3 separate regions of the Homo sapiens genome follow, and all the other regions are linked to region 1. The links are chromatin loops, found by intact Hi-C in ENCODE. Cell type or tissue: mammary epithelial cell. All regions are shown on one strand. Each heading gives the region's core, and the rest is flanking DNA. Links, peaks and the distances in the headings are about the cores only.

Region 1 (8,419 bases), core at 127-8,126:
CCTGTAGGAATCCCAGTTTCCCCTCTTGCTTAGCATACTGTATCCCCAGTGCCTAACAGAGAGTTTGAAGCTCAATAAATATTGACTGAACATATTAATGATTTCTCAGTCAACAAAAGTATTGCTCATAACAAGAATGTGAGCTTCTTAAGGCCAAAGACCACACCTCATTCATAACCCTCAGGGCAGGCCTACCTCAATCCCTGACACAGAGACAAAACTCAAGAAATGACTAATGGGTCAGTAAAAGTATACAAAGTCAATGACCTAAACAGTTTCAATTTTAAAAAGCAAATTTTAGAATTGTAATATTAAGCTACCAAAATTATTAAATTTGTTTAATATGATAAATTTACTTTTCATAAAATTTTAAATAAGAGTAGCCAAAAATCAAAATTTAATCAGAATTAGAACTTTTTACAAGTCATCAATGGTTTCTGAAGCTATGGTATGATTGATTAAATATTATTGTTTTTAAGCACTGGAGTACTGCACTCGAAGCCAAAGGAGTATTTTGAAAGAAAGATCTCAAGGCGAGGTTAAAAATTTGGCTACTGGAAGAAAAAGGACAGACACAGAAGAGACAGATACATAGAGTAAACTGATGAGAGGCAAGATATGAGTGAAGGAACTTGAGATTTTTGATCAGTGAGATGTTGTCCTCACTGACATAAGTAGAAAGCTATATATTTGTCAGATTTGGGAAGGGAAGACTAAAAACAGGACTTCAAGAATTTAAGTGTGTCAACACTTAAAGACAACAAGACAATACCTGATTTTCTATGTCCTTTAAAAAAAAAAAAAGAATGATATTAAGAATAGAGCAGAGCAGAGGTGTCACCAGTAGTAGGCAGTGACAGCTGAAGTACAAACATGATCAGAGCTAAGATACAGCAGGTACATACAGGGAAGGAAGTGCTTCAAAAGAAACAGCAGGCCAGTTTTGGAGATCAGAAGTAAAGCAGTCAAAGAAATTCTAGAAGCCAAGATCAAAAAGGGTGCTTAGAGAAAGGGCAGGGTACCTTGCCAAGACATAAGAATGGTTCTTGAGTATATGCACTGAATCACATATTGTAAACAAGGGGCAGAGTAATTGGACCAGTATAGACAACATTAAAAATATGACCTCATTGTTAAAACACACTGCTTCCAATCAATTCCGGCACTGTTACCTAATGGAGTTCCTCATACAGTCCAAACTTACCTCAAGTGATCCAGCTCCCATCACTGCCTTAAGATGTTATTTCACTATCTGCATAATTGGCCTAGGTATTGAGAACTGCCTATGAACAAGTTCACACTACTCTCACCTTCCACAGTCTCAGCTTCATCTAAACAAATTTGTCTTCCAACAAGTTGCTTATATCCACTGTATAACTTCATATTGCCTTACTACTTAACCGAAGCAAAGATATTTTATTTTTTAAAATTATTTTTATTACATTAAATTCTCCCCTATTCTAAGAACTGCAGCTTCTATTCTTTCAGCACTCAATATATTGATAGCTATGGGTCTGGACATTCTTAAGTTGATATAAGACAAATGTGGTCTTAACACTGACATTTGTAAGAGATTTCTGCTTCCCTGCTTTATTGTAATGAGCTTGCAAGATGACCCCCCAGATGGCAACAGCTCTGTGACTGCCGTATCACACCGCAACCTCATATCTGCTTTGCTGTCTGATAGCACCTGACTCCCTTTCACTACTACTAAGCATTGTCTCTCATTAAATATCTATTTCAGATTATTTGCTCTTACATGTATTAGCTTGCATTTTCTTAGGCTGAATCTCACTATTTCCTGTGATATTTCTAAACCTTTTTGGTATCTTCTTTTCTACTGCTATTTGAGATGCTTCCCAATTTACTATCATTTCTAAAACTAGTTGACATACTTCATTTCCAATTTTAGATTTTTAATGAAAATGCAAAGGAAAACCAGATAATGTATCTTCCTAGAGGCTGTATTATTTCATCTCAGAATGAATTTAAGTAAAAGCTGTAAATCATTATGCTATTAAGTCAAGTAAACCTGAACTGTTTACTTATTACATAAATCACTCTACTATTTTTGTAACTAATTTTGCAGTTTTAGTAGAGATGGGGTTTCTCCATGTTGGTCAGGCTGGTCTCAAACTCCTGACCTCAGGTGATCTGCCAGCCTCAGCCTCCCAAAGTGCTGGGATTACAGGCGTAAGCCACCACGCCCGGCCTAAATTTCAATCTTAAATATATTTAAATTTTTAAAATTCAAACGTCTTTGTTACTCCAATGACTGGAAAAATGTCATTGGCTTTGCATGTTCTCATTTATAAATGAGAGCTAAACATTGAGCACACATGGACATAAACACAGGAATGACAGACACTGTGGTCTACTGGGGGTGGAGGAGGGAGGAGAATGTGGGCTGAAGAACCACTTATTGAGTACTAGGGTCACTACCCAGGTGATGGGATCCATACCCCAAACCTTAGCATTATGCAATAGTCCCATATAACAAACTTGCGCATGCACCCCTTGTATCTAAAATACAGGCTAAAATTTAATTGAAGAAAAATTAATAAAGAAATAATTTTAAAATGTCATTGGCTTTAATTAAATAAAAAGCACTTCAATTAAATATCAATTATCCATATTTAATATTTTAAATACTACCTATGTTTATGACAGTAATATACATTTTTCCCTACTAGGCTGTTTATAACTTGTATCCTATGCTCAAAACATTTAAAAATATAATTTGGCTAGAGAATTTCAGGATATTTATTTCCTAAATACTAGGTTTCCATAAACATAAAACTCCTGTTTTATATCATTGTTTATTTAATATCACTCTGATATTCTCTATTTTCGTTTAAGAGTGCCGGCTTAAAAGCATTTAAAACAATCAAACCTGCTAAAATTAATGTTATTCAATGCATTTTAAATTAAATCCATTAAATCTTACATATATGTAATGTGCTTTCAACTCATGAAGCCTTCGACGAAAACAAATTCTAATCCAGCCCAGGAAAGTGAAGAGTTAAGTGTGCAATTTAGGAAAGAAATATGGCAAGTCCATATATGTGACTCAGTCTTCGAGTGATGTTTATATCACTCTAAGACAGGGAATCCTGTCTCTGTCTGCACTATATTATGATCCTTGTCATCGCCTGCCCTGGAGCAGTTGCATATGCATCTACTTCTCCCACTAAGCAAGTCTCTCTTGAAGGGCAGAAGCAAACGAAACCTTTGTAATTTCCATGAGGCATCCCATAGCAATTTGCACAAAGCAGTCACACAATCAATGTTAAGTTATCAGAAGAGCAAAGTTCTTGACTTTGCCTTAACACACAAGACCCACGAAAAATGAAAGGAAAAGTAACTTACACACATGGGGTGGGGTTAGTGGTAGTGGTGGTAAGAATGTTAGCAAGAAACCTCGAATGAAAATATTAAAATGTGTTGTGACTTAATCAGTCACTGATGTACTTAAACAAGAGTCAAGATTTTTTTTTAAGTAACTTTTCATACTTCCCAAGTTAGAAGCTGGGGAAGCTTCATTATTTTGTTTGAAAGTTCTCCGAATTAGACACACCCATATGACACAGCCAATGTAAATAATTTGTTCTCCTGGTGTTGCCACTGCTGAACAATGATGAACGGATCAACAGTACAGATATTCCCCAAGGAAGAGTGACCTACTGTGTAAAAAATACATCCCGAAACAAGGAACTGTATTTAGGATAGGTTTCTACTTTCTGAATTCTGGCACGCCCTTAGTCCCTAACTGCCTATGAATCAGTCTCCTGAAAAACCTGCAACTGATCTTTCAAAAGCAATGCAATTCAATTAAACAAACATTTATTGAGCGCCCACTGTATAAAAAAGCACAAGAATGGAAACTGAGGGAAAAGGGCCTGCAAAGGAGACGGATAAGAAGCAACGTTCAGAATAGAAAGAAAAGATACAGAAGAGAGGGGTGTATGGAATACAAAAGAGGAACTGGTCAACATTCTCAGATGTCACAAGGGGGGAGAGCTGAGATTCTAGAAGAAAAGGTATCAAAATTCTTACTAAGTAAATGCAAACAATTGGGATCAATAAATAATAAGATGAGTGTCTTTCCATGTAAAGAATGATTCTGCCTTATAAATCTATTCCCCAATAATAAGTTCTAGTTCTATTAATGTCACTACTAACCTCCCTACCATCCAAACTTGAGATTTCTTCCTTTTCCTTTTAATAAGAAATGTGATCCGTTACCAAGTCCTATTACTCGCACCCACAAAATTTGTGTACTGCACAAGGATGTGAAAAGGAGAGGAGCATTGAAACCAAAGACATATCTTTAATAATTTTCCAGCAGATGGCAGTCAAGTGTCTTATTCTAATAAACATATTACAACAATTTTCTAACAGATGGAAGTAAAATGTCTTAAAGAAGTGGTACTTTTTTTTTTTTAGTTAGGTCTCACTTTTATCACCCAGGATGGAGTACAGTGACACGATCACAGCTCACTGTATCCTTGACCTCCTGGACTCTGGTGAGTCTCCTAAATCAGCCTCCCGAGTAGCTGGGACCACAGGCACATACCACCATATTGGCTAATTTTTTGTATATTTTGTAGAGACAGGGTTTTACCGTGTTGTCTGAGCTGAACTTGAATTCCTGGGCTCAAGCAATCTGCCCACCTTGGCCTCCCAAAGTACTAGGATTACAGGCGTCAGCCACCGTGCCCAGCTGGGGTGACCTTTTCATAATTCACAAAATGCACTAAGCAGGTCAGTGGTGGTCCTGCCCACAGTATTTCCTATCTATTTTCCAGCCTTCATTCTGGCTGCAGCTACCACAGATCTGATTCACATAGTATCTTGCAATAGCTTCCAAAATGATCCCCTAATTTCTCCATACTTCAGTCCATCCCACAAGCATTTGAAAAAATTCCCAAAAGTGCTGTTTTGCTAGTAAAACTTTTCAAAAAATCTTCAGTGGTACTGTTATTTTCTTCAATCTCACATTCAAGGCCCTTCATAGCATGTCCTTAACCTTCTCTTTTAGTCTATTCTTTCACTGTGCCCAGGAGGTGCCCTACTCCTAGCTGAACCTAATTACTCTCTACCTTACATATGTCCTGTCCTTCCCTGCCTTGCTATCTTTGTTCATGTCATTTCCTCTGCCTTGAATGCTATCCAAACTCAGTCTTCCTGCCATAAGTGCTAAATTACATTCAGTAGTATATTCTGGGGAGAGGTTTTTGGATGACTTAATATTGTCTTCAGCAAGCATCTAAAGAAAAATCCCCTCACTTTGGCTTTGGTTGGTATTCCAGTTATCTATTGGTGTATAATAAACTACTTATAACTCAAGACAATTATTATTATTATTATTATTATTATTATTATTATTATTATTTTGTATTTTTTTGTATTTTTAGTAGAGACAGGGTTTCACCGTGTTAGCCAGGATGGTTATTTGTATTATATCTCACAGCTCTGTGAGTCAAAAATTCGGGCAGAGCTTGAGCATTTCTTCTGTTCTGTGTAGTGATGTTAGAGGTTGCTCTAGGGTACTGGTAGTCAGAAAACAGTTGAAGGACAACTTCACTCACATTTGGTAGAATGGCTAGAAAGTTGGGTTCAGCTGGGAACGTCAACCAGATCATCTATACACATGCCTCTACAGCATGATGGCCTCAAGCTGGTTGGACTTCTTAAATGGTGGCTCCGGGCTCCAAGAGCAAGTGTTCCAGAAAACAAAGCAGAAGTCACATGGCCTTTTGCAACTGACCCTTGTAAGCCAGGGTCTCTTTGGCCATATTCTATTGACTGAGGCAGTCATCAGCTCGTCTAGATTCAAGAGGAGGGGGCGTCGACACAACTTTTCAATGGGAGAGTGTCAAAGAATATGCAGCCATGTTTTAACACTGCCTAAGTTAGGGAAGAAGGGGGATAATATGGCAGACTGTCTCCCAGAAAGTCTGAGCCACTTCTCTTACTGTTCCCTGAATATGTCATGGTCTTATACTTTTTCCCCTCGTATATCTTTCCTCTGCCTGGAAAGCATCTCCATTCCTCCTTCTTCCCTACAAGCATGTCTAATTGTCATACACCTTTAAGGTCTTCATCCCTAAAGGACCAGCTTAAATTTCCCTTCCTCCAAGACTCCTTCCTAGATCCTTTCAGTCAGTTTTAATCTCGTTTCAGGTTCCCTGGTACTTTTTTCTTCATGATAGTACTTTTCCCATTTACAATTTTACATTAGATTTTCATTTATGTACGAAGCAAAAAAGAGAGAAAGGCAAAAAGAAAAATAGAATGCTGTAAGCCCCGTGGCCTTGTAAATTCTCAGTCAAGTTTAAAGAGGGCGCAAAATGCTCGATGTAACCGGACTCTTATGGAATCAAGTAGAGGGCCTGAGTCCTCTGTCCAGGCTGATGCCGGATGAAGGTGACCCAGCACATGTAGACAACATACTTTAAAATATATTATTTATATGTTTATTCTAAATTAATAGCAGTTGTAATTCCTGTAGAGTCCAGGAAAGATAAACAAACTTGGGGAGAAGGAAGGTTTAGTGTCCTGTGTCCTGCTTAATGATAGTTTCTAACACTACATACACTTTTGTCCTCAAAAATGTTGCAAATGGAAGTTTCTCATGTCAGAGTAAAATCCATATCCGGCATAATCTACTGAAGAGATATACTAATGGGCCTGTGAGGTAACACAAACAACAAAAGCCAGTAATTCAAGCTATCCAGTTTAAATAACCATGTAAGAAGTGCAATTTTGAGCTAGAAAAGATCTAGTTCAATCTTATGATGAAAAATCTGAGGCCCACAGAATTTGACTAGTCCCCAAAGAACTCATTTTCTGTATAAAAACAAACACAACAAAACCAAAGCTACAAAGATCCGTGAAGCAAGATATGTACAAAAACTTGTGTGGCAGTATTGTCTCTAACAGGGTGGGGAGAGAGAGAGTGTCCACAAATGCCCACCACTCGGAGAAAGGATAAACTGTGGTACCTTCATACAAAGAAACATTACGCAGGAGTCAAAATTAATGAACTAGAGCTACAAACATCAACATGTATAAATCTGAAAAATGCAACATTGAATAAGAAGGTAAATTGCAGAATACAAAGAAAATGACAAGACTTATATAAAATGTTTAAATAAGTAAAACGGTACTTTAAATAGGTTGGAACTACACACCATATATGGTAAAAGTATAAGAAAATGGCATGGGAATGAATGGCTTCTTCAATGGAGGCTGAAGGTGCAGAGGCAGCTTCCACAGTATCCACCCACTATGTTTTCTTTCTAAAGCTGGATGGTAGGTATGTGGATGTTGGTTGTATTATACTTTATAACTTTTATAAAGCTTAATTATTATATAAAAAAATTTAAAGATAAAAAGATGGGTAAAAACAGCTTTTACACTTTCTTAAGATCTTCGCTATAAAAATTCAGCATAAACAGAGGGAAATAAAGATTAGGCAGTCTACATAGGGAATGATTCAAGACCACTGGGATAGGCTACGTGAGAAAAAGGGAAAGCAAAGACGACTCTAGTTCTCAAAATAAGGTAAGAAAAACAAACCAAAAATCCAGCCAAGGCCAAACGCGGTGGCTCATGCCCGTAACCATAGCACACTGGGAGGCTTGGCAGAACGACTGCTTGAGCCCAGGAGTTCAAGACCAGCCTGGTCAACATAGGGAGAACCCTGTCTCTAATTAAAAATAATAATAATAATGTAAAAATAATTTTAAAAAAACCCAAACAAGCAAGCACATTTTAAAAATCTTAAATAAACCACATCCCAGATTCCTCCCTCTACTTTTGCATTTCTGTTTTATGAGTGACCCCTACCCCAAAACTTCCACTCTAGACAAACCATAAGAAGATAGGATCAAACACAACACAACACAGAACCCTGCTGCGGCCTCTGGAATGGTGGCGGGAGTGGAACCAACAGCATAACTAAGACTTAGTGGGCATATATTACGTACCAGGCATTGAAAGCTTTGAGCTTTTTCTGCATTCTCTGCATTCTCTACTTAATCCACACAACATCCCTAAACGTGGGAATTGCTACCATGTTCATTTCAGAGAAGCTAAAGAAATTGTCAAGTCCCCACAGCTAGCAAGTGGTTGAACAGGAGTCTAGCCAGATCCAGATAATAATCAACATGGCTTTCTGTTTATCTAAAATGAGAATGACCAAATATCTGTAAACTAACTCTTCAAAAAAGTTACCTCATTTACATCTGGCTCCAAAGCATGTTTAATTAGATTAAAGTAGCTTTACTTTGGTAGCTTAAGTATTTCTCCTTCTGCAACACAGCACAAAGAACTTTACTTTATAGATCACTCTCTTAAAAAAAACACCTGTACTACGTTCACATGGTTGTCAAGGTTTAAAAATGAATACAAA
Region 2 (8,419 bases), core at 260-8,259, 530 kb before region 1:
TGTGAAGGACCTCTTCAAGGAGAACTACAAACCGCTGCTCAAGGAAATAAAAGAGGATACAAACAAATGGAAGAACATTCCATGCTCATGGGTAGGAAGAATCAATATCGTGAAAATGGCCATACTGCCCAAGGTAATTTACAGATTCAATGCCATCCCCATCAAGCTACCTATGCCTTTCTTCACAGAATTGGAAAAAACTACTTTAAAGTTTATATGGAACCAAAAAAGAGCCCGCATCACCAAGTCAATCCTAAGCCAAAAGAACAAAGCTGGAGGCATCACACTACCCGACTTCAAACTATACTACAAGGCTACAGTAACCAAAACAGCATGGTACTGGTACCAAAACAGAGATATAGATCAATGGAACAGAACAGAGCCCTCAGAAGTAACGCCGCATATCTACAACTATCTGATCTTTGACAAACCTGAGAAAAACAAGCAATGGGGAAAGGATTCCCTATTTAATAAATGGTGCTGGGAAAACTGGCTAGCCATATGTAGAAAGCTGAAACTGGATCCCTTCCTTACACCTTATACAAAAATCAATTCAAGATGGATTAAAGACTTAAATGTTAGACCTAAAACCATAAAAACCCTAGAAGAAAACCTAGGCATTACCATTCAGGACATAGGCATGGGCAAGGACTTCATGTCTAAAACACCAAAAGCAATGGCAACCAAAGCCAAAATTGACAAATGGGATCTAATTAAACTAAAGAGCTTCTGCACAGCAAAAGAAACTACCATCAGAGTGAACAGGCAACCTACAAAATGGGAGAAAATTTTCGCAACCTACTCATCTGACAAAGGGCTAATATCCAGAATCTACAGTGAACCCAAATTTACAAGAAAAAAACAAACAACCCCATCAAAAAGTGGGCAAAGGACATGAACAGACACTTCTCAAAAGAAGACATTTATGCAGCCAAAAAACACATGAAAAAATGCTCACCATCACTGGCCATCAGAAAAATGCAAATCAAAACCACAATGAGATACCATCTCATACCAGTTAGAATGGCAATCATTAAAAAGTCAGGAAACAACAGGTGCTGGAGAGGATGTGGAGAAATATGAACAACTTTTACACTGTTGGTGGGACTGTAAACTAGTTCAACCATTGTGGAAGTCAGTGTGGCGATTCCTCATGGATCTAGAACTAGAAATACCTTTTGACCCAGCCATCCCATTACTGGGTATATACCCAAAGGACTATAAATCATGCTGCTATAAAGACACATGCACATGTATGTTTACTGCGGCATTATTCACAATAGCAAAGACTTGGAACCAACCCAAATGTCCAACAATGATAGACTGGATTAAGAAAATGTGGCACATATATACCATGGAATACTATGCAGCCATAAAAAATGATGAGTTCATGTCCTTTGTAGGGACATGGATGAAATTGGAAACCATCATTCTCAGTAAACTATCGCAAGAACAAAAAACCAAACACCGCATATTCTCACTCATAGGTGGGAATTGAACAATGAGATCACATGGACACAGGAAGGGGAACATCACACTCTGGGGACTGTTGTGGGGTTGGGGGAGGGGGGAGGGATAGCATTGGGAGATATACCTAATGCTAGATGACGAGTTAGTGGGTGCAGCGCACCAGCATGGCACATGTATACATATGTAACTAACCTGCACAATGTGCACATGTACCCTAAAACTTAAAGTATAATAATAAAAATAAATAAATAAATAAAATAAAAAAAAAGGAAAAAAAAATTAAGAAAATTTATCTTCACTGACTCAATGTACAAATAAATAAATGATAGCAAGGCCAACTGCAGCTCTAAATAGTAGAGAATATAAATGATTCAAGCATAAAATGGTCAGAGTTCCCTGAATAAATATTTTCCTACAGTCATGTATAAATAATTCTGATTTCTGTCTGAACCACCTGTCTGCGTTCCTAGGGAAACTAAAGTGAATACATGCCTGTCTGTGACTCTACTCCCTGTATCAAAAGCCAAAGTGGACACAGCTACAGAGGGGAGAGAGGTTGTCTCCACATTCTGTTGTTGGATCACTCTCTTATTCACAATCGTCCCAGAAGCCATAGACAATAAAGGAAGGAGGAGCTGATGCAAAGGAATTGGATAGGGAGGTTCTCACCCTTCCATGTGTGCGGATAGTTTGGGTGTGTTGTAAAGACTCCAGACCACGCTCCAGACCATCTAAAGTTCCGGCTTCCATTTCTAACTGCCCTTACTAGAGCCTTAGGAAAAGCATTTAAATGCACTGCGACTTGGGTTGCTTCTCTTACATAGTAAGGAAAGAACCAGGAACAGACAAGATAATAATGATGATAATTTTTTTTTTTTTTTGAGACGGAGTCTCACTCTTTCGCCCAGTCTGGAGTGAGTGGCACAATCTCTACTCATTGCAACCTCTGCCTCCCAGGTTCAAGCAATTCTCTTGGCTCAGCCTGCTAAGTAGCTGAGATTACAGGTGTGTGCCACCACGCCCGGCTAATTTTTGTATTTTTATTTATTTATTTATTTACTTTTAACAGAGATGGGGTTTCACCATGTTGGCCAGGCTGGTCTCAAACTCCTGACCTCAGGTGGCTGCCTGCCTCGGCCTCCCAAAGTGCTGGGATTGCAGGCGTGAGCCACCACACCCGGCCAATGATGATACTTTTAAATAGTATTGAAAAAAAGAGAATTAAAGCACCATGGTGGAGACCGAGACTGGGAATGGTGAGAATTCTGAGTTAACCATTTTGGAGAAGGATTAAACTGGAGGTGCCGGTCACTCTGCACTAAAGGAAATATTAAGATTCTACACATCACAAATTGAGAATTTAAATGTGAGAGGGAAATAGTATGCATTTCATAAAAGTACACTTGCTTATGTATTCATTTATGTATAAAAAATTAGAGTTGTGGGAGACAAGAGAACTAGGATTCAGAAAGCAGGGGTAAGGACCTCACCACCATCAAAGGGAAACCAAGAAATTATGACAAACAAAATGAAGATTGAGATTTACCCTGCCTCTGTCTATATTTACAAAAAGGGAGCTCAAATCCCAGCTGATGTGTTGTCAGTTCCCTGGGTTCGAAGCCAGAGAACTCAGTAGTTCAGGGGTGTGCTTTTATTTCTGGATCTGTCCTGTCTAGCACAGAGGTTGACGCAAGAGTAGGAGTTAAATGAGAGGATAAACAAATTAATTTATTTATTTTTAAATTTACACCTCCACTAATCCAATCAATTGCATGGAAGTACATCTGCTTCAGAGAAGTAGCGACAGAGCCAAAGGAATTTGGAGCTCTGTTTATAATACTGCATTTACAAGAAAAGAGTTATCAAAGTGTCATTCTCTGAAAAACATGTTGCTCATTCACCTACTTAATAAAAAATAAAAATCTAAAAACTCATGATATAAATAATAAAGTAGAGAAACCAAATCTGAACAGTTAGGTTTCCAACTGGCCACTGGTATATTTTCAAATGGAAAAGGCAGCCATTTTAAAAACAAGACTTACCAAGCCTTTGGGAAAGCTTGAAGGTAGCTAAATCTGTCATTGGTATATGCAGCCACCAGATGTCACTATTGGCTTAAGCAAATATGCTCTAGCTCGCTGTCGGCTAATTCACACTATTTGTAATCTTAGAGACCTTGGAGGGCATCCTACCTAGACAGTTGATGAAATTGAAGCTCTAGTTACTTCATAGCTATTTGCAGAGACATCAGGACTCAATCTAGAATCTTCAGACTCCCTTTCTATTGCTTTCCCTTTTCCATCCATGTTTTTGTTTTTTGTTTTTTGGTGGTGGTGGTGGTGTTTTTTAACTAAATCAGCCCAATAATGCTCTTTAGGTTAGTAAATGACAACTAGGAAGACGAATTATATTAAAACAGTTGCCTGTATCACAGGACTTAGATGCGGGTAATTGTGTTTGCTCACCTTTTCCCTGTTTAAAATGCTGCACTCTTGGGTGTTGCCAGTTGGAACAGATCTTTTCATAAAGGCAAAGGAAGTAGTGACGAGCTTGCCAATCAAAGTCCAATTAAAATGTATTCCTTTTAGGTAGGTGACATTTAAACAGTAGTCCCTAGAAGGCAGTTCACGTTTCTGAAATTTACAAGTGACTTTTTCATTGAATGGGTATACCCAAGATTATTCCTTAGTTTCTCTTTTTTTAATAAGCATGAATAATAAATGTTAATATCCTTTGTTGCTAATCTTTTGGTTTCTCTCCGTAGACTATTAAGTAGTCTTCCATTTACACAAATCTATTTTCTCTCCAGAAAGACTCCCTCTGCATCCTCACCCTCACTAGAATATTCCAACAAGTGTTTCTTTTGCATTACCATCTCTTCCTTCTCATTCTCACAACTTTTACTACCTTCTCAGGGAGAAAGCATCTAATAGATTTCCATTTCCTAAAAATACTACATACTGTATCTTGGAAGTTCCTCCACTCCATAAAAACTCTCCGTATTGTTTTCCCCCACTACAAATACAAATCTCAAAACAAGAAACAGTACGTGGCAAGAGCAAGACCTGAAGAAAGACAAAGACCAAGAGAGAACACAAAGAAGTATGAGGAACAGAAATGCAAAAGAAGAAAACTTCAGCCCAGTGTGGTAGCTAACACCTGTAATCCCAGAACTTTAGGAGGCCAAGGTGGGAGGATCACTTGAGTGCAGGAGTTTGAGACTGCCCTGGGCAACAAAGTGAGACCCCACCCTTACTAAAAAATAGTTTTAAATTAGCCAGGCATGGTGGCACATGCCTGTAGTCCCACCTACTGAGGAGGCGGAGGCAGGAGGATCACTTGAGCCTGGCAGATAAAGGCTGCAGTTAGCTGTGATTGCACCACTGCATTCCAGCCTGGGCAACAGAGCAAGACCCTGTCCAAAAAAAGAAAAGAAGAAGAAGAAGACTTCACGTAGGAATATACTTCTGGCTCGTTCTTATTTAATCACATCATTCTAGTACTGCGTTTTTTACAGCCCCATAATTTTGTTTTTCTTTTATTTGGCAACAGAATTATGCTTATTGTTCAAACAAATGACAGAATTGTGTAAGCCAAGATGAACAAAAATACATGGTTGATTTATTTAAGTCTTAAGAATAACAGTTGAGATGAGTTTGAATAAAATTTGCAGCTAACAACAGGACATTAAGGATAACTTAAATATATTCAATGCAGTCATTTATTCCAGTTTCATGAACATTCAGTAGCTTTTTATGTCTAAGTTGCCATCAATGGACCTCTTAGACATTCAAAATACTAGCATTGTATCATTAACACTTTTCTGATCAATGGGTTGAGTAATATAGGACGTATGAAAATATGTATTGCATTCTCTTTCAAATGAGCTGCATGGTACCTCCATTAACATAACTATATTGATCTAATTTCATTATTTTCAGCAGAGTGCAATTTGGAAATATAAAATTGATAAACAGGAGCCACATGAGGAGCGGAGTTTAAACAAAAGGTCATAAATTATAAAGCCTCAATAAGGAAGATCCTAGATAATTGCCGTGATGTGAAAGTGTTAAGTATATGCATTTCTTTTTTCTTTTTTTTTAAGAAAACCTTACATTTTTGGGTTTGTTGGGTTTTTTTAAATTTACTTTTTTATTATTTTATTTTATTTTATTTTATTTATTTATTTATTTATTTATTTATTTTTGAGACAGAGTCTGTCTCTGTCACCCAGGCTAAAGTGTAGTGGTATGATGTTGGCTCACTGCAACCTCTGCCTTCCAGGTTCAAGCGATTATCTTCCCTCAGCCTTCTGAGTAGCTGGGATTACGTGGACCTGCTACCACGCCTGGCTAATTTTTGTATTTTTAGTAGAGACAGGGTTTCGCCATGTTGGCCAGGCTGGTCTTGAACTCCTGACCTCAAGTGATCTGTCCACCTCTCCCTTCCAAAGTGCTGGGATTACAGGCATGAGCCACCACACCTGGCCAAAAATCTTACAGCCACTGCGCCCGACCAAATTTCTTATATATTTTATCCATTTTATTTCAACCAGACTAAATCTATTGGTGGTAGATAATTTCATCTCCTTTTCAGAGAGGTAGTTTCAATTCACCTAATTATATAAGTTATTTATCACATGGACTGAAGGAGACTCAAATCACAGCCCTGGATCAAAATATTAGATCCTACCCTCAGAGATTCTGATTAAATTGGCCTGAATGTGGTGTGGACATCAGTTAATTAAAACCTTCCCAGGTGATTCTAATAGGCAAGATTGAGAATCACTGCACCAAACCTCACATCTTACACATACAGATGTTAACACATTATTACTTTATTATTTTCAGTGTTTTTTATAAATGGGTTTACTTCCAAGTTAGGTTTAACATGTGTTTAGAAATATCTGTCAAGTTACTGCAAAAGGTGATCACAAATTAAACATTCTTCAAGGTCAAATGAATAAAGAATAATTAGTACATGCACTTTCATTCATTGTCTCTGAATTAATCAGTAAATTCATTAGTTAACTTCCAAAAGCTGATTCTAAGGAACTTCCAAAGAATGTTATTGGTGTTGCCCCAAAATTGAACAGAAAATCCAATATCAAATAATTTGGGGATAAATACACATTTATACAGGATCTTTTAGAATCTATAACATGTTAATAGATTGCAGATCTCCAAGAGGGACAGAATTCCCTATGTGGCATGCAGTGAATATGTGTTGAATGATTGAAGGAACCTTGGGTCTAATATTTCATGCAAACACACTTTAGGAAATGCAATCCAACGATATTTCTTTTAAAGCAATAATAATTAAGACTTAGAACGGAAATGTTACCCAAAGATTTTACTCTGCAAGCCTGACATACCACTTGGTTTTTAGTATTCTTTTGAATATATCATGATATTGCCTTCAAATATTTGGACGTTTTCTACCAGAAGCACAGCAGAATGGTTAAGAGTAGAAACTTAAGATTTGTTAGGTTCACATCAGGCATTTTTTACTTAATCTTTCTGTGCTTCAATTTCTTCACCTGTAAAATGGGGAAATGGATCACACCTGTCTCATGGTATTGCTGTGCTTGCTAAACGTAGGTCATTGTTATTATTATTGTAACAGAATATTGAATGACATTGAAAAGTGAGATACAAAACTGTCATATAAAAACCATGAAAGGAAATTTCTGAGAACCCACCGCATAAATTCTGAACCATCTGACTCACTACAAGGATATGAAAGAGCTGAGAGACGAAAGGAGAAGGGATATTTGTGAAGATAGCACTTTGGGGAGAATAATTGCCTCGTTATTAGTTTCTACCATCTCACTCTATTGAGAGGGACTCCCATGGGTCCACTTTGAATTCCTAAGTGGGGCATCCCTGCATTTTGGGGACACTGGCCCTGCATTCTGCCTTCTGCCCAGGAAATCTAGAGGGCCAAGGATGGTAGAATAACTGCTTTGAGGACAGTTACTCCCACATGCATTTCCAGGGTTTTTCAGGTCAAAGAACCCTAGAGTGTTTCCTGTGGAGCAGAGGTGGGCAGCAAATGAGAGAGAGCTAACTTGAGTCTGGCCCAATGCAGGTCCTAGAGGGCAGCAGCAAGAAGCTGGGTGCAAGGCCAAATTCCTAGGATCCAAAGCAGGAGGAACAAGTGGCCACCTGGACTTGACGGGGTTCTGCAGCCAGCAACAAGGGGACTGCAGGAGAAGTCACCAATGAAGGGAATCACAAAGCCTCACAAAAGTGCCCTACAGGGGAAGGCATCAGATTTAAACCAAAAAGCTCAACATGGGCAAACAGAGAATAGCTAATGAGAGCCCTTTTAGGGACAAACAGCAGGGTAAGCAGGCCCAGGCTGGGCCAAGGGAGCTCTGCCCGTTAAATCGAGGTCAGAGCCTGGTTATTATCTTAGGCCCACAATCTAATTACTGAATTGTGCCTGTGTTTATGATCTTAATTGACAGTAGGATGGTATACTACTTAAGCATGAGCAGAAAAGGCATAGGGTCTCCAGAAATTTGCTTCCCAGGGCTTCCGATGATTACTGAATAAATTTTAAGGGAGTAGGAAAGACAAAAATAAAGTTGATTTGATGATATGCTGTGAATCCTGAGGTTTACACACCAGATAAATATGTATGTTTTTAGCCAGAATATGTCATGAATTCCCTTGAATTGAGGGATGGTAATACATACTCTCAATTTTACATCCATGCTACTCATACTGTGATCCATGAGCCAGAAGCATCAATATCATCTGGGAGATTTTTAAATAATGCAGACTCTCAGGCCACACCCCAGACCTGGTGACTCAGAACCTGTATTTTAACAAGATCTCCTGGGGATTCATATGCATATTAAAATTAGAGAAATATTGCCTTATACCACCCAGCCATCCACCAGCAAGTCTTTGTGACATTTTAAAACAATCTAATTGCAACA
Region 3 (8,419 bases), core at 260-8,259, 330 kb before region 1:
GTTACTCTACATTTAACCTTTTGCAGAATTGCCAGACAGTTTTCCAAAGCAAGTACACCATTTTACACTTCCACCAGAAATGCACGAGGGCTCCAATTTCTCCACGTCCTCACCAACACTTGTAATTATCTGTCTTTTTGATTATGGCCTTCCTAGTGGGTGTGAAGTGATATCTCATTGTGGTTTTAATTTGCATCTACCTAATGGAAGTACCTATTTGCTATGGACTAAATTGTTTACCCCACCCCACCCCCACCAAATTCATATGTTGAAGCCATAACCCACCCCCAACCCCCCCACCCCCCAGCCCCCCACCCCCCACTGCCGTGTGATTGTATTTGCAAATAGGGCCTTTGGGAGGTAATTAAGGTACAAGGAAGTCATAAAGATGGAGTCCTGATACAAAAGAATTAGTGTCTGTGTGGAAGACACCAGAGAGCTTGCCGACCCTTTCCATTTTATTATTCTAATTAAGGAATGGAATAATTATCTCCATTTTATAAATAAAGACTCCCACGCTCACAGAGCCATCCCTCACCCTTGTCTGATGCCAACGTCTGGACCATTTCTTCTTATGCCACACTGCCTGTGGGTTCCAGAATGTGGGAGGGACATATGTGCGGCCTGCCAGCTGACCAAAATCACAGATGGCACTGTGCTGAGACCTAGTTCTTAGAGACCTAGTGAATAAGGGGCAGAAACTTGCCAAGAAGGAGAAATAAGCAAATGTCTGAATCCCCAAGTTGCTTTCCGTGCCCCTGGCTTATGCCAGCTACAGATGCAAAGATTAATAAAAGGGGCCCAAGGTCTTGTACACTGGTAATTCTCAAAGTATCCTGTGCAGCCTGTTCAATGCTGGTATTCCCAATCTTCCTAATACAAATTCTAAGGTAACCACCTCTATGACCAAAGGATCAATGTCCATCTCACATGTACCTACATTAGGCAATCTCTGTAAAACCAGACCAAACAACCTGCAATAAAAAGTGTGCTTAGAAATATGAATCACAGTCAAGAATGATCTCTTGGCCATTTTCAGGCATCTACAGTTTGCTTGCGGCAAGGAGTCCCTTTTAATTTTCTAGATGAGGCAGTTCAAGAAGCATAAATGAGAGGACAGATTTCTGGACTCCCTGGTGCCCACTTCACAAACCCATCTCAACTGAGTGGAAGGCTGTCAGTATGGGCCACACTCCAGAAAATGCTCTGTCCTTTGAACTAAAACTGCAGCCTTTCCCAAAGACACTTTCAACCCCATTCCAGGCTTACATAATTTAATCCTGCTTACCTTACAGTGTGAGGATGTTGGGACCGTTTTCTTTCTGGGAAGGGAGATAAAGCTTGAAACTATGCCATGTTAGGATTCTCCCACCGAGCCAAAGTTCACTCTACCAAGCCTTCTCTTAAGCCACCTGGATTTTAAGAGATGTCAGTCATTTTCATTAAAACAAAATTGTCTTGCTGCCATTTCCTTTTTTTCCCTCCCTACTTTTTCTGTCCTTTGATATTTAGAGATTAACATGCATGTTCTCTCAAATTACAAGGTTAACGGGTGCTGCTAGAGAATACTTAGAAAACCAGAAAAGCAAATGTTAAAAAATTATCTACCCAGGATAAGCACTTTTTTTTTTTTTTTTTTGAGACACGGTCTCACTCTGTTACCCAAGCTGGAGTGTAGCCTTAAATTCAGCTCAAGCGGTCCTCCTGCCTCCGCCTCCCAAGTAGCTAGAACTCCTGGAGTGAGCTACTGCACTTGGCCCGTAACCACTACTAACACTACTATTTTTGTTTACATTCATCCTTTTTTTCCCCACACATATATGTATTTTTATAAAACAAACGGATCACACTGGTTTGTGACCTGCTGTTTTGTCACTTGGCATAAATGCTGCCCCACTTGTTCAGAAAGCATGTGCCAGCGTATCCTTCTAATAGCAGATGTAAGAGTATATCTCCAGCCTCCTTTAGCACTATTATCCTTCCTTTTTTGTTCTTTGCCAATTTAAAAGCAATAAATTGTTGGTTTTTGTTTGTTTTCTTGAGAGGGAGTCTCACTCTTTTGCTCAGGCTGGAGTGCAATGGCATAATCTCGGCTCACTGCAACCTCCACCTCCCGGGTTCAAGCAGTTCTTCTGCCTTGGCCTCCCGAGTAGCTGGGACTACAGGCGTGAGCCACCACATCCAGCTAATTTTGGTATTCTTAGTAGAGAAGGGGTTTCACCATGTTGGCCAGACTGATCTCGAACTCCTGACCTCAAGTGGTTTGCCCACCTTGGCCTCCCAAAGTGTTGGGATTACAGGCATGAGCCACCGCGCCCTGCCAAATTGTTGTTTTAATTTGCGTTGCTTTGATTACTAGTGAGGTTAAACATTTATTTTCATGTTAATCACTTCCTTTGAATTTCACCTTTCTTTCATATTAGTCATATATAAAGCAGTCAGCTAAGTTGTATCCCCTTTCTGCTGCAAATTTGATGATAAATTGATGGGTAGAAGTTGGAACCAGCAGAGGGAACAGGGCCGTTCACAGTTCTGCAGAATGGTCATGTTGTTTCCTTGTCTTTTACATTGTAATGTTACCAAACATTACAAAAAGAATACATGCTCATTTTAAGAAAAAAAAATCAAATATTTCAAAAGGTGTATGAATATTATGAAAGCTCACCTCAACACTCTACTTCCCTCACTCACCAGTTTCTATTCCTTGATGTCACCATTTTTAGCCTCCTCCTGCTACCTCCTTACTGTCTTCACAGGACTTGCTGCACTGGCCACAGATTTGGAGGAGCAATCAGGAGAAAGGGTTAGGGATTTGAAAAGGAATAGCTTCTTCATACAAAGCTCCCGGGGCTTGCTGCAGAGTGGTCACTGGGAAGGGAAGCAGGAGAGAGAAACCACACCAGGTGTTTGTCTGGAATCAAATGGGCAGGTGAACAGAGAGTCAGCTAAGATTACCCTGTCTGCCTCAGTTCCAGTCCGTATGAAAAATGGCAGGCTGTTTATTGCAGTACATGAGCAGTGTCCTTTGTTAAGTCCTGTCCCTTGAGTGTAACCTGTTTGGTTTACAAAGTGGAAAAGAAAACCTAAGAAAAGGTTTGCTTTTCCAGCATGAACGCTTCTCCTCACTTGGCAGGTCCTTGTGGAGCCCTGTACCCACCTTTATCCATCTTGCTTCCAGACAGTGGTTTGAAATAACATCCATTGCCTGCAGAGTCATGCCCAGTTCTGACTAAAGGAATGTCATCAATGTCATGCTTAAAGCAGATGCCAAGACTTGAGTAGAATTTGTGGTGTGCGAAAGGGGATCTACTCTTTGTTATCAGGAAATCTTTTGGAGGAAAAATGATCTAATTGTTCAAATTCTTAGTGTTAAGAAAATGGCTGTTATGCAGGAGAGAGCCCATCACCAAACTGATCTAAAGCCTTTGGGAAAAAAAATTATTTTTACTCTCCTCTTTGAGAGATGCATATGGAATGAGATAGGTCATTTTAGAACCAGTGGGTTACCAGCCTCCTGTTAACTAAAAGACATATGAGGTGGAGATATTCCTCCTTTTCTTGTGAAATTCTGCCTTTTATTCTTTTCAGCTCTAAAAACTGATCACCTATCCTGCTTCTTCTTGCATCATTTTCCATAGGAAATCCTTTTCTAACATGCAAACTGTTCAAAAAACAAAATTTTGTGTTGAAAAAGCTTTGTCTTAGACCTACTCCAAAAGGGCTTTGCCAAGCCATATCCATTCCAAAAGAGCAAGCTTCATTTTCTGGACCCAGAGGACAGACTTATATGGCAAGGCTCTAGGTGATGGTGGAAATAATGGGATGTGTATGGGGGAAAGAGAGGGCTGTTGTATTAGTTCTCTAACCCTATGTAACAAGTTACCCCAAAACTTGTCACCTTAAAATAACAAAAATTTATTATTTGACACAGTTTCTGAGGGTCAGGTATCCAGGGGCGTTGGAGCAGGTATCCAGTTGATCTGGGTGGTTTCTGGCTCAAGGTGTCTCATGGCTTGGCTGGAGCTGAAGGATCTGCTTCCTTGTGGTTTTTGGCAGGAGGTCGGGGCCTCCATAATCTCACCATAGGGTCCTGCCATAAACTTTCTCAGTATCCTCCCAATATAGCTTCTCCCAAACTAAGTGATCCAACAGAACAAATACCAAGACAAAACCAGTCTTTTTATAACCTGTTCTTAGAAGTGACTTCCCATTACTTCTGCCATATTCTGTTGATAAGAAGCAAATCAACCCACACTTGAGAGGAAAATTAAGCTCTACCTTTTGAAGGGAGGAGTATAAAATAATTTATGGAAAAAATTTTAAAACGTCTACATAGGCCAGGTGCGGTGGCTTATACCTGTAATCCCAGCACTTTGGGAGGCTGAGGTGGGCAGATCACGAGGTCAGGAGTTCGAGACCAGCCTGGCCAACATGGTGAAACCTCGTCTCTACTAAAAATACAAAAAATTAGCCCGGCATGGTGGCAGGTGCCTGTAATCCCAGCTACACGGGAGGCTGAGGCAGGAGAATCATTTGAACCCGGGAGATGGAGGTTGCAGCGAGCCGAGACTGTGCCACTGCACTCCAGCCTGGGCGACAGAGTGAGACTCTGACTAAAACAAAACAAAACAAAACAAAACCCAACTACATATATGATACAAGTTACCTATACCTAGTCTCCAGTCTGCTCTTTGGTGTACAGTAGAGGTCAGCAAAGAACCAGAGAGTAAATATTTTAGGCATTGTGGGCCAGATTCTCTGTTGCAACTATTTAACCGTGCCATTGTGCTGCAAGATAGCCATAGGCACTCCATAAGCAAATGAGTGTGGCTTTGTTCAGGAACACTTTATTTACACAGTCAGCAGGCTGGATTTGGCCCAGGAACAGTTGTTTGGCCCTGGTCTTATAGCTACAGAGGTTAGTGGAAGTCTAACATACGCAGTGACTTTGGTTCCTTGCTATTACAGTCTTCACAGAAATTCATCTAAGTTGTCATGGCTCTCTGATCTGCCACCATTATATGTCGCTGTACCTCAAAATTCAGTGGTGAGATAACAGGAAGACAGAAAAGCAAATCTGAGAGATTTAAGAAACAGTCCTTATCTTTGGAAATAAGAATGTAAAGGAGAGCTGGCTTGGTCCAACAGGGGGTAAGACAGTGTCTTTATTCCACTGAATCACTAAGGTTGAGATAAGGCAAGAAGTCTGAGAGGAGATGTTCTCTCAACAATTGGAACTGTTGGTCTAGACTACAGCAGTGGGATTTTGAATCAACATGTGAATTAGGGGATCCATCTTCATAAGGCTCCTACAGCTCCAAAGAACCATGAGTTCACCAAAAGAGTGAGTGTACAGGGGGAAATCGAGACTTGTGCATATCAGAGAGCAGGGTAGATGTTAGAAGCTTCCCAGAGAGAGGTAGAGAATATATAGGGGACAATGAAACTTCAGAGCTAGATGCGACCTTACACTGTGGGATGGAGGATGAGGGATGGGGGTAACCCCTCAGTTTGCAATATTCATAAATAAACTTCAAGTGATTATTTTTGGTTAGCATAGGGTTACAACACGCAAGTTCTTAGGACTAATATTCCCCTCCTTGTTCCTGAGGTCTGATTTTGCAAATACTGTATTAACTTCTCAGGGCTGTTTATATTACTTATTATATGATCGAGTCAAGAAGAGATGGGGCTAGGAATTCCACTTTCCTTCACATGAATTCACTTGCAATGGAAATTTAAAGTTGTATAAAGTAGAAAATTTCCTGCCTAAATAACATTAACACAGCTGATACATCCCACCATTTAAAAAGTTACGTTTTATTTTTCTCAGCCAAAACCACAGCTACTGGTCACTTCTAAGTTCAATTTAAAGATCAAATCTTATCCCTTTGAGATGCGCTTTGGAAGTGAACAACAGTCTGCTGATAAATTATTTCTCAGAGCGTTTTGTTCTTGCTTTCACGCTACCATATGGCCTACCAGACCATATCCATGTCTGGATAACTGGGCATGATGTCAACCCTCCTTTGTTTTGTAAAGCTTTTCTCCACCTTATTCTGAATCTAAACAAATAAAAAAGTAAAAAATTAAATTTTATTGCTGCAGCTTTGCTTGCAAGAAATATGCAACTTCCTCTGAAATGATTTCATTGAATTTAAACTCATTTCTATAAATTCTGAGGTATAAAGTGATGTGAGAACAATGTTTTCTCTATTTAATGTGATCATACCTGGGAACAGTACCAAGACTTGGAACTTAAGACCTCTAGCTTCTCACCTTGTGATGGAGAGTGTGTAAGTTAAATGCCAAGAGGAAGCCAGGTTGTAGAAATCTGATCCAGTTAGACACCCCACACCTCCAGACATGCAGGCCAGGAACTCAATGAGTACAGAAAACTACCATTAACCTGAGCTGAATTTCTCTCTGTCGGGTAACGAGCCAACAACCCCAGTCTTTCCAAAAACATGTGTGAACTATTTCAGTTTTACTAATAACTTTATTTAAATAAGACACAGGAACTTCTATACTGAAAAAATACAAAACAAAAGCCACACATTTCCTTGTGTAAAGCCATATTATATGGTAACTCAAATACTGTTCAGCGCAATGGCTAGAATTAAACAGTACAATTATATACAAAATTTAAACAATTTCTGACAAATTTCTACAGCTGGATGTAGGATACATTTGAGCTCAACAACTTCTGGGAAATTTACATGGCAAAGCGTAAGCTTTAACACATTTGGTTCAAAACTTTAATATATGCTAAGAACAAATGTACAACACAATTAATATTTAGTATCTCATGAGAAAATAAAAGCACATCACTATAAATATCGTACATGAGATTTCATCACCAAAAAAGCATATTCAGTCCATTTTTCTGAAATTGATATTGATACTATTGCATTTTATTTGGACAAAAGCAGAGTGTAAGATCAACATATTATGTAATGCTAAACCAGACATCAGAAGTCAAATGGAGCTCATATTTATCTTACGGAACTAGTAATTTTCCCCCTTTAACCATAATCTACAAAATATAGTATTTTCATCAAGGCCTGAGATTATTAGGGTTAAAGGTATCTGCTGCTGAAAAGATTGTTTTAAAAGGTTCCCCTGTGAAAATGACGAAAGTAAACTGAGTCCTTTTTTCCATGACAGTCTCCTACAATATAACACTGACTAATTTAAAGGAGCCAGAATGCACCTTCAGGAGAAAATATTACGACAAACTTTGGTGGAAAGAAGAGAATTGAGATCATGACAAAATAATGCACAGAATACACACACACACACACACACACACACACACAAACATATACATATATATATCATTTCTTAAAAAAAAAAATCAATGGTGTTGCTTTCTTCTCTATCACTCATCCTTCTTCAACCTTCTTAGAAAATAAAAGAAAAACCCAGGAATGAATGAAAGGAACTGAAACGTTCCTTTAACTGTAGGCACCTGGTTCCCCTAATTCTTAAGAAAATTGTGCCATACACTTTAGGCGCAGATGAAACAACTCTAGGTTTTATTGAACTGAAAGTAGTGGAATACAAAAACTTAGCTTTTGGATACTCTTTGTACTGAAGAAAACAATGAAAGTTAGGCTCTCCCATTGACCAATCAGGAATGCCTGGGGCTCTCTTCACACTTTGTGGAGAACTTGTGTCAAAAGTCTGCAAGTTCAAGGCTATTTTCTTGAGTTTATGCTCTACCTCACAGGTTGCAAATTTCAAAACTACTCATGATTATGCATTATGAGAGGCTTAAATGAGATAGCTTCAAACTATTGCTCTTGTAAGTCACCAAAAAAACCTGCTTATGTTGCATCAATTCTGAGACCCAAGTATTCTATGTAAATGAAGATCATGCACCTAAACTGCTTGAGGAAGACAATAACAAAAAGTATGTCACTTTTTCACCTGCAAAATAAAGAATTTCCAAGGGAGAAACTAAATATAAATATGTCTTTAGATAAAATGGTAACAGTTATGACCCTGATGGCTAACATAAACAAAAAAATCTCAACCATTCCGTCAAACACTTCACTTATTTTGAAATTAACTCTAGACATTCTTGTCTTTAAATTTCATCACACACAATGTGGAATGTTTATGTACAGTCCAGTACTGAACACTTTATTTGCAACATTGTCACAGTCCTTTACTGAGCAACACCTGAACTTTTAAAAAAGCCACATGTACACATGTTGAAACAGTGAATGCAACAGTTGTTTTACTTGTAACCACATGACAAAGTGATGTCAAACACCACAGATTTTGCTGGTTCTCCTCATGTTCACCCATGTCCAGGATTATCATTCTCCTAGGATTGAATGCACTTCTTATTCTAAGAATGTGGAATGTAATGAGGAAAGGGAAATGCATAAAATAAGGAAAGGCAAAAGAG

What was found. Peaks named below come from ENCODE experiments on the same cell type or tissue, not always from the same donor. Only the 100,000 strongest peaks of a DNase experiment are listed, where the experiment ranks them.
Region 2: a loop joins it to region 1, with 15 times the contacts of the local background. A loop is called at or near these places in 17 of 110 quality-filtered maps.
Region 3: it touches region 1 in a loop (14-fold over the local background); 2 of 110 quality-filtered maps call a loop at or near these places.

What each region holds. Positions count from the first base shown.
Region 1 is chr7:7,757,389-7,765,807 of GRCh38, reverse strand. All of the region lies in intron 2 of UMAD1 (UBAP1-MVB12-associated (UMA) domain containing 1), which reads right to left. Among named protein-coding and RNA genes, the nearest start is that of RPA3, 43 kb to the right of the region's middle. In mammary epithelial cell, for the core only: CTCF peaks have their summits at 854 and 4,338 (motif pointing right); DNase peaks (open chromatin) are centred at 177 and 3,247; H3K4me3 peaks cover 416 bases; H3K27ac peaks cover 1,729 bases.
Region 2 is chr7:8,291,410-8,299,828 of GRCh38, reverse strand. All of the region lies in intron 3 of ICA1-AS1 (ICA1 antisense RNA 1), which reads right to left. Among named protein-coding and RNA genes, the nearest start is that of ICA1-AS1, 33 kb to the right of the region's middle. In mammary epithelial cell, for the core only: a CTCF peak has its summit at 3,571 (motif pointing right); a DNase peak (open chromatin) is centred at 3,578; H3K27me3 peaks cover 138 bases.
Region 3 is chr7:8,087,141-8,095,559 of GRCh38, reverse strand. It overlaps GLCCI1 (glucocorticoid induced 1), which reads right to left. Exons shown (of 8, transcript NM_138426.4): 8 at 6,480-8,419. It overlaps LOC105375142 (a long non-coding RNA gene), which reads right to left and starts at 4,356. Exons shown (of 3, transcript XR_927015.2): 1 at 2,692-4,356; 2 at 1,289-1,412. In mammary epithelial cell, for the core only: a CTCF peak has its summit at 4,691 (motif pointing right); no DNase peak of the experiment used is centred there.